Linked DNA regions of Homo sapiens: region 1 is linked to region 2. The links are chromatin contacts, found by Hi-C or POLR2A ChIA-PET in ENCODE. All regions are on one chromosome and are shown on one strand. The core of a region is the stretch at or near the end of the contact, and the rest is flanking DNA. Distances in the headings are between cores, read along the strand shown.

Region 1 (4,411 bases), core at 1,852-4,351, 300 kb after region 2:
GCCCTGTCCCTGTCCAAGCTGGGACTAGGACCTCCCTTTCCAGGGGTACTAAAGGACTCTGGAGACACCATCCCACCCAGCCAAGGCTTGGGGCTCCTGAAGCCAGTCCTAACCCAGGAGCCACATGGAGAGCTACTGGGAGGCCAGACATGGGCCTCATGCTGGGTTTCAGAGCTGAGAAGCTGGGGGACAGAGAGCATGGACACCTGGGTTCAAGGGTCAGCTTGGCCCCAAATCACCTGGATACGCTTTGGATGAAGCCAGGAGGGCCTGTTTATACTGGAAGGGGTGGATCATGGCAAGACTTATATTCAATCCCTGATCTTTTTTCCCAGAGAGGGATGGGGCTTACTTGAAGTAACACAGCACTTGACTCCTGACTCCCAGTATGATGCTCTCATCTCCTATTGCTTCCAAAGGCCTGGGGTTAGTTAATTAAGTCAATTAGGTGGTGCTCATATGGCTGTCCATGTAGCTACTAAACCCAGGGATTCTGGCCCATAAAGCCCTCTGGGCCAGGTTTATGGGCAGGTAAGAGTCACATTAGGCCAACTGTAGCCCTGGGTGTGCAGACAGATCTGAGTCCCATCTGAAGCTCTGGTAGCTGTGGGAGGAGAGCAGGATTTCCCCCGCTTGCGGAATGAGTGGGTGCCTTCCCCTCTGAGGTAATTGGCTGTACAGCCCCCAGCCTCTGCCCCCCAGGGCCCTCCTGAGGTGTCTGGAAGGACCTTTGGGATCTTTGGCCTCATAACCAGAAATCAGAAGCTTCAAATTCTAGAGGCCCCTTTTCTTCCAAAGACTACCTCTCACACATACAGCAGTCCTGCAGGAAAATGGTCAGGAAAGGCTAATTTTACAGCTCACAAAGTGGGAAAGGCAGGGAAGCCTACCTCAGCTTCATGGAAAGCCCTGAACTGGGCTGACCTCCACCTGCCCCAGCTATGCCTAAAGGGGGAGGGTGAGACAGCTTAGAGTAGCCATGCCCCGTGGCAGGCAGGCCTGGCTAAGTGGCCCCCTTCCCAGGGGCTGGGGTCTTCCCCAAACACTCTACCTCTCAGAGCAGAGGATGTCACCTTATTGCTCCCTCTTGTACTAGGTCTGCGGCCCTCTTCTGGGGCATGTGGCTGGGGAAATGGTGGGATCAGATATCCCCTACTGAGCCCAGGGAGCAGATTGTTGGTGCCTGAAGCGCTCACAGAGATCCCTGTGGTACAGATGAGGAAACTGAGGCTTAGCAGGACAGGAGCAGGGCTGGGGCACGAGCCAGGTCTCTTCTCTGGCTCACAGCTGCCAGTCCTTCCTTTGCCACCTGAAGACCCCCCACCCCACCTGGCTTTCCAGGAACAGGCCTGCCTGCCTGGAGAGGCGTCCAAGTCCCTCTGCTGTTCCTGGAAGTCAGTGTGAGGCTGAGCTACGTGACCAAGCAAAGCAAACTAGGACTACAGGTGTGAACAACCCTGCCTGGCTAATTTTTAATTTTTTTTTTTTTTTAGAAACGGGGTCTTGCTATGTTGCCAGGGCTGGCACATGGGGTTTTTAGTTGTCCCCACATTACAAAGTTGAGGACACCAAGGCTCAGCAGGGTGCAGTTGCAGGTCAGGTTGCATAGCTGGACAGGAAGGGAGGATGAGGCTGCCATTGGTGTCCATTTGACTATCAGAGACGCTGAGGCCAGCATAACTAGGTCCTGGGCTGTCCCCTGCAGAGCTTAGCGCAGAAGTTACCTGGGCTTGTGGACCCTTGGAGCAGGAGCAAGGGTTTCCAGGGCTGTCCCTAGAGGGCTTTCTAGAAGACCTGCAGCTGCTCCTGGGTGCATCTCCTGAGGTATAGGGCCAGGGCCTCAGTCTCTCAAGACCTACTTTGTGTCAGGCACCAGGGAGATGATACCAAGTGGAGGGTCCTATAGAATATGGTGCATCCTGCGCCAAGTACTTCCAGGATTATCTTACTCAACCTTCATGACATCCTCAGAGATGGAGGCTGTGAACCCTCTCGTTATACTGACGAAGAAACAAACTGGGGCTAAGAAACTTGCTCATAGGCTGGCTGAGCTGTGATTCTGGCATAGGCTGAGTGACCTGGAGCTGGAGGCCTTAGTCATCACACCAGGCTTGAGGAGGGGCGGATAGGACAGGAATATACCAGGCAGTAGGGACAGTCTGGACAAAAGCCTGGAGTTCTGCAGACATGCGGGTAGGGATATGTAGGGGTGAGGTGGTGCCGAGAGGTCCCCTTGGCTGAGCTCTGAATGCATTTCTGGGGACCAGGGGCCTAAAGAGCTTTTTGAGCTGAGTTACAGGGTTAGAGAAGCATTGAGGCTGCTCTTTCTGGCTGCCAGGAAAAAGGGGCTGGGGCAGGAGGCTGCAACTTGTCCAGGGTCTGGAGGTGGCTGGGGTCTGTAGCAGTGGCATCAGATATTCTGGAACAGAACTGACTCACAACCATTGCTGAGGGTTTGGATGTGAGATGGCCAGGACCACAGTGGGCCCAGGGATCTGATTGGGACCTGGGGGAAATGGGGCCACCCTGAGTTGGAGACTGGGGTGCTGGGGGGAACAGTCGGGGAGCTTGACAGTGTAGGATGCCTTCAGAATATCCGAGAAGCAGCATTGGGGCGTCTGGAGATGCAAATGTGACCATGTGGGGACACAGTCCAAAGGCAACCCTTGAGGTAGAGTTGTGAAGACCACTCTCCTAGACCTGAGTGCTGGCGACAACAGTACCGGGCATCTGCAGTGTGTAAACTAGTGCCAGGTGCTGCACACACGTGGTCATAAATCCATCTGTTGGCACATCAGGGATCCCTTCCTTGGCCCACTGTATGGATGAAGGGACTGAGGCTTAACATGCCCAAGGTCACACAGCCAGCAGCTGGCCATGCTGGAGTTTGAACCTAGTCCTCTGACATCCCAGTCAGGAGAGGCGTGAGCAGGCTGCCGAGGCCAAATGCAGCCCAGGGCCTCAACCCCCCAGAGGGGCCTCAGGAGCCAGTTAGGTGCCCCACAGCCAACGTGGGCTCCAGGGTGAAGGGGAAAGTGATGAATCAAACAGAAAGCAGCAGACGCAGACTGAGCTCTCTCCCTGTCGGCCCGGGTGCCAGATTTTCACGCCCACAGCAAAGGGGCCAGGCAGAGCGCTAGGTGTGGGGCAGGAGAGGGCAGCGAAAGTGGCTGCCACTGAACCCAGACTCTGATGTACTCCGGATATGGGTGGCGTGGACTGACAGACACCCAGCCCAGTTCCAGACTGAAAGTTGAGTCTGTCTCAGCATGTGAGGATATGAAGTTTGCCTTGTCATGGGGAGCATTTCAGGTCCCTAGGCCTGTGAGGTTCTGGGATGAGGCACCAGATGGATGTGTCTAAAAACCCTTGTTGAAGGCACTCCACAGCTCAATAACTGACCATTGCTCACTACTCTCTTGGCCCGCACTGAAAGCCACTGTTTCTTCATCATTTCACTCAGCCCGCCTGTCTCAGCCCCCCAGAACTTTGGAGCTCATTCTTTCAAAGTACATTTCATGTGCAACTGAAATACATATTTTTAAAAAGATAAAATGAGCATCTAGTTAGCAAAAATGTATTTTGCAAGTGCAAATTCTTTCTTAGCATACAGTCCATCAGGGCGAAGAGCAATGAACACAAATGTTTGAACTGGGGGCTGGGATGGTAGTTGTAGTCTTATGTTGGTCTCAATGTCCATTTTCTTTCAGTGTTTGATTTTGGTAGCACAGGACAAAGTGACCGCTGATTCTCACAGATAATTGTTTACAAATGCTAGCACTGTGTCTGAAGCCCACCTTGCAGTCTCTTTGATTGACAGGGACAGCAAGAGAAGCCTTATCTCAAGCTCAGCACAAACCCTGTTCTCTGAGCACATAGGAAGGATTCTAATGTGTCATAATTTGGTGCTGTGCCCATTTGAGTCTGTGTGTGGTTTTTAAAATTGGGTTTTTTTTTTTTCAATAATTAAAAATATGAGCTGGGCATGGTGGCACATGCCTGTGGTCCCACCTACTCGGGAGGCTGAGGCAGGAGGATTACTTGAGCACAAGAGTTTAAGACAGCAGTGAGCTATAATAGCGCCACTGCACTCCAGCCTGGACATCAGAGTCAGACCCTGTCTCTAAAAAAATAATTTTAGGCCGGGCGCGGTGGCTCACGCCTGTAATCCCAGCACTCTGGGAGGCTGAGGCAGGCAGATCACCTGAGGTCAGGAGTTCGAGGCCAGCTTGGCCAACATGGTGAAAATCCGTCTGTACTAAAAATACAAAAATTAGCCGGGTGTGGTGGCTCACGCCTGTAATCCCAGCTACTTGAGAGGCTGAGGCAGGAGAATCGCTTGAAACCGAGAGGCAGATGTTGCAGTGAGCCAAGATCACGCCATTGTACTCCCACCCAGGCAACAAGAGCA
Region 2 (4,346 bases), core at 1,533-4,032:
AGGGGAGCTCAGAGGCAGAGTTACAGCCCTAGATGCTCTACCACCTGTGCCCAAAGACCCCTCACCTGGATGTCAGCGGCAGCCACGTAGCAGCCCAGGCCAAGGGCAGAAGCACACTGTTGGGAGAAGGGCAATGCAATGCCACGGTCAGCGGGTGAACCTGGGTTCCCAGCCCTGGAGCTCACTCCCCTCAGAGTAAAGGAGGCTGAAGATAGGGGGAACCCACCACTCTGCTGAGGGATAAGGTGCAGGAAGGGTTTCATGGGGCACAGGCACACTCACGTGGAGCCGGGCAGCAGGGCTAGCTGTGCTGTCACTGAGCACAGAGACCAGCAGAGGCTGCAGGCTGTGAAACAGCTCCTCACCCTTAGGTCCAGGGCCCAGCTGCACGCAGAGCAGGCCTAGCACAGCAGCAGCCAGGGCTTGTTCCTCGCCCTTCCCTGTGGGATGCTTTCCAGTCAGCCCATGCAGCAAGGGCCAGTGTCTGCCCAGTTTAAGTCTCCCACACACCCCCAGGTCCAACCTTTCTTGAGGCACTTTTCCAGGGCATCGGCTAGCGTGAGGCGGCGCTCCAGCAAGAAGTCGGGGAGTAGGCGGGACGCTAGGGCCAGGCGCAGGCTCTCAAGAGCACCCTGCCGGGTCTTGGCACTGGGGGAGGTCGAGAAGGGGGGTCATATGGGCCAGCCCTCCCTTGATCACACTTGGAGCTGGGTGTAGGAGTTGGCTGGCAGCCAGGGGTACCTCTTGTCTGTGAGACAGTCCACATACTCCTTCAGCTTTTCCTCAAGGTCTTCCTGCTGGCCCTGCTCATCCACGACATCCCCCCCTGCAAGGCCACCTGGTCAGCACCGCTTCTTGTCCTCAGCCCATGGAGCCCTCACCAAGCCCCTGTCAAACTTCCACCCGCTCTCACCAAGGCTGTCCTCTGCAGTGGTGCTGAGAAGGCTGGGGCATTCACTGGCGGTGCTGCGGGCCTCACTGGCTGCCTCATCGTCACTGGAACCCGAGTCAGCTTGGGCACTGCTCCGGGCACCTGGAGAAGGTGGAATAGGACACTCAACTTGCCTCTACTGATGAGGGATGGCTGGGGGTACCTCACTCGACCTCATAATCCCAAAAGATAGAATGGTGTCCCTCTCAGAGATGAAAAACCAAAGCCAAGGGTCAGTTCAGTAGGGCTGGTGCACTCCTGTGTGTGGGGTCTGTCCAGGGCCAAGGGCTGACATTGGCAAGGTTGGCTGCTGTGGCAGAGTTTTGGACAGGGTGTGATCACCAGGCTGGCCCTACTTCTAAGAACTACTCACACCCCTCATCTGCAGGACAAAGTCCAGCCTGCGCACTGGCCTCTGCTCCCCGCCACCTTTTTTTTTTTTTTTTTTTTTTGAGACAGAGTTTTGCTCTTGTTGCCCAGGCTGGAGTGCAATGACGCCATCTCGGCTCACTGCGACCTCTGCCTCCCGGGTTCCAGTGATTCTCCTGCCTCAGCCTCCCGAGTAGCTGGGATTACAGGCATACGACACCACACCCAGCTAATTTTGTATTTTTAGTAGATAGGGTTTCTCCATGTTGGTCAGGCTGGTCTCGAACTCCTGGCCTCAGGTGATCTGCCTGCCTTGGCCTCCCAAAGTGCTGGGATTACAGGTGTGAGCCACCACGCCCAGCCTGCTCCCATTTTATCTTACTATTCTACCTGCCGGAGCAGCCCAGCCTTCCCTCATTCACTCCACTGCGCTGGGGTCCCTCCAGCTGCCAGGTCTTTGTACAACTTGCTCTCTTCTCCATCCTCTCAGGACTCACCCAGAAGCACTTCCCCCCAGGCCTCCCTGAGTCCTAAGTCTGGGGCTGACACCACTCAGTGAACATGTTCCACACCCTATTAGATGTCCCCCACCCAAAACCCACCATGGTGGTGACCAGTTTAAAGTTGTGCCTAGGTATTTTCCTCCTTCCTGTGCCCGGCCCTCCTCCCTTCCCCCTCAAGAATAAAAATAAATAAATTTGTGCGTGGTAGGCACCCCATCCCAGCAGAGTAAACATATGTGTTTAACGCATTAAGATAGGCTCCTGGTCTAAGCTGATAAGCGAGTCCCAAGACTGCCTCAGGCTCCAGGATACTCAGCTACCTTGTGGAGTCAGGCCTGCCAAGCTGCCAAGGCCCTAACCAGGTAGCTTCCCAACAGAGCCCCCTCCCTCTCTTCACCGGAGCAGGCCAGGACTCCCGCCAACTTCCTTGACCAGTCCAGGAAAGGATCAGGGTTTGGCAAGAGGACTGGCTTCCTGCCCTGTCCGGTGAGTTTGTCCACCCAGCAGGCAACTGAGGCCCGGAGGGGCTGGCCGGGTCACCGCTGGGAGCGCGGACTCCCAACAGGCAGTGGGCAGCGAGCTCAAGTTGGGCACGCACGTGGCCAATGACTGCTGGGGCACGTGCCAGCCTCGGTAGAGTTATGGGAAGCTGCGTGGGGCTGGCCGAGGGGGTTCCCCACCCAGGGCCCTCGAGAACAACCAAGGGGATCCAGCAGGACCCCCGCCCGCCGCTCATACAGCTGTCCCGCGCCCCCCACCCCACTCACCTCCTCCACGGCGCTGACCACCCTTCCGGAGCGTGTTGCCCTTACGGGCGCGAGGCATGCCGGGAACCGGGCGCGGGGGGCGCGGGGTCAGGGACCCGGTGGGTGTGGGCTCCAGGCCAACGAGACGCCGGCCGGTGCGCTGCGCTGAGACTTGGCCAGACGACGGGAGCCACACGCCACGCGCGCCACCATCTTCGCGAGGCGCCCCGCCCTGCCAAACAGGTCGCCGGGAAGGCGAGTTCCAGGCCATCCGATTCAGGCCCACATCCACGAGGCTAAAACTACTAATCCCAGAGGCCTGAGCGCGCAGGCGACGGCGGCTAGCTGCGCGTAGAGCACCATGGGAATGGTAGTCCACGCCTGGGGCCCACCAGCCGACGACGCGCTGGCTGAACTATGCACCCACAATGCCCTGCGCGCGCCCCAGCCCCGCGTCGGGAACAAGTGCACGGTGGTTAACTCCGAAGCGTCCCTCAGTGGAGCACCAAGGCAGGACTGGCTTCTCAGGGCACTTGGCAGCGGGACACTCCAGACGAGACCTACCCCTGCCTGGGTCTGGGGACCATGGGAAGGGCTTAGAGCTTGGGATAACAGGAGCAACAGCCAAACCTCAGGCAGTGGAAAAAAGTGACTTTATGATGAAAGAGTGCAGACAACAGCTTAGCACTTTACCGACCTTCGCCAAGATTTTTTGGGGCCCATCTGCCCGTGCACGGCCCATCTGTGACCTCTCCATGGGCTTAGTGAGGTGTAGGCACAAAGCCCTAGGCTGGCAGCCCTAACTAGCTGGAACCTGACTCTCCCTGGAACTGCTTCCTTGCCATGGAGGACTCACATGATCTCAGAGGGCCTCTGGTTTTATAAGCGTTTTTTCTGGCCCCTTCTACCCCTCAGGGATTCCAAGGGAAGCGGGGTGTGTGCTTGGGAGGGTTGACTGTAAACTGAATAGAGCAAGAGTGGGACAGAGTAGTTCCAGGACTGGAAAAGTGGCAGCAGGGAAAAGAAGAGGCAGTGGCAGGGGCCCTGGCTTTATACTGCTTCTTTAGGCCCAGGCCTGGGCTCCTGGCAGGTGGGGCCAGCCCAGCCCCAGTAACAGTGGCAGCTGAAGGACTTCCAATCTCCAAGGCTGCCGTCTGGCCACAGGTGTAGAAAGGCTTCCATCTGTCCTGGATCTCGCCGGGCACAGCGCCCGTGGCCATGGCACCGCTGGTGACTGCAGGCCATCGCTGCCCTGGTCACATTGATCACATAGGGGCCCAAGGTGTCCACCAGGTAGTCATGGAGATGCCAGCACTCCTCCTGAGGAGAAGGGAAGATATGTGTCAATATGCCTGCTCTATAATCTTGACATGGCCGTCCCCCACCCTGGGACCCCAGCATGTGCTACATGGCAGGCTCAAAGGGGCAATGATCACCTCAGAGCTGGAGAGGCTCAGGTCCCCCCAGAGCACCACGCCGGCTGCCCCTAGTGCTGCACTCACACCAATGGACTGCACAAGGTCATCCTGGAGGCAGAGAGCTGCTAAGCCAGTGCTGGGCTGGCCAGATCCATGTGGGCACACATCCACATTCAAGAAACTCTTCTGGTTCACTGTCACAATCTGATTCTAACTCTACAGTAGGGACTCTCTAGTTTGGTTTGGTTTTAGAGGCGGGGTTTTACTCTGTCATCCAGGCTGGAGTGCAGTGGCATGATCATAGCTCACTGCAGCCTTGAACTCCTGGGATCAAGTAATCCTCCCACCTCAGCCTCCCAAGCAGCTGGGACTACAGGTG

Evidence for each region. A loop is a pair of places that touch in the nucleus more often than their neighbours do. ChIA-PET counts read pairs that join two places held with the same protein, here RNA polymerase II (POLR2A). Pooled maps may share reads with other maps.
Region 1: a loop to region 2 is called in a pooled map, with 4 times the contacts of the local background. The contact joins the enhancer-like site here to the promoter of IFRD2 in region 2. A Hi-C loop is called at or near these places in 6 of 50 pooled maps. POLR2A ChIA-PET finds 5 or more read pairs at or near these places in 5 of 52 experiments (CD4-positive, alpha-beta T cell, H1, PC-9 and 2 more).

What each region holds. Positions count from the first base shown.
Region 1 is chr3:50,585,475-50,589,885 of GRCh38, forward strand. It overlaps HEMK1 (HemK methyltransferase 1, mitochondrial release factors N(5)-glutamine), which reads left to right. Exons shown (of 11, transcript NM_016173.5): 11 at 1-4,411. Among named protein-coding and RNA genes, the nearest start is that of HEMK1, 18 kb to the left of the region's middle. Within about 2 kb of position 3,102, at least 8 of the 41 ENCODE cell types and tissues checked have a DNase peak (open chromatin) inside an H3K27ac peak, as active enhancers do; they include CD4-positive, alpha-beta T cell, where a contact is called at or near this core.
Region 2 is chr3:50,289,647-50,293,992 of GRCh38, forward strand. It overlaps IFRD2 (interferon related developmental regulator 2), which reads right to left and starts at 2,783. Exons shown (of 12, transcript NM_006764.5): 1 at 2,571-2,783; 2 at 914-1,033; 3 at 742-826; 4 at 524-648; 5 at 283-440; 6 at 66-116. The coding sequence starts at 2,628. It overlaps HYAL3 (hyaluronidase 3), which reads right to left. Exons shown (of 4, transcript NM_003549.4): 3 at 3,986-4,075; 4 at 3,186-3,869. The coding sequence ends at 3,600. RefSeq lists a silencer at 2,492-2,701 and enhancers at 3,082-3,271, 3,662-4,217.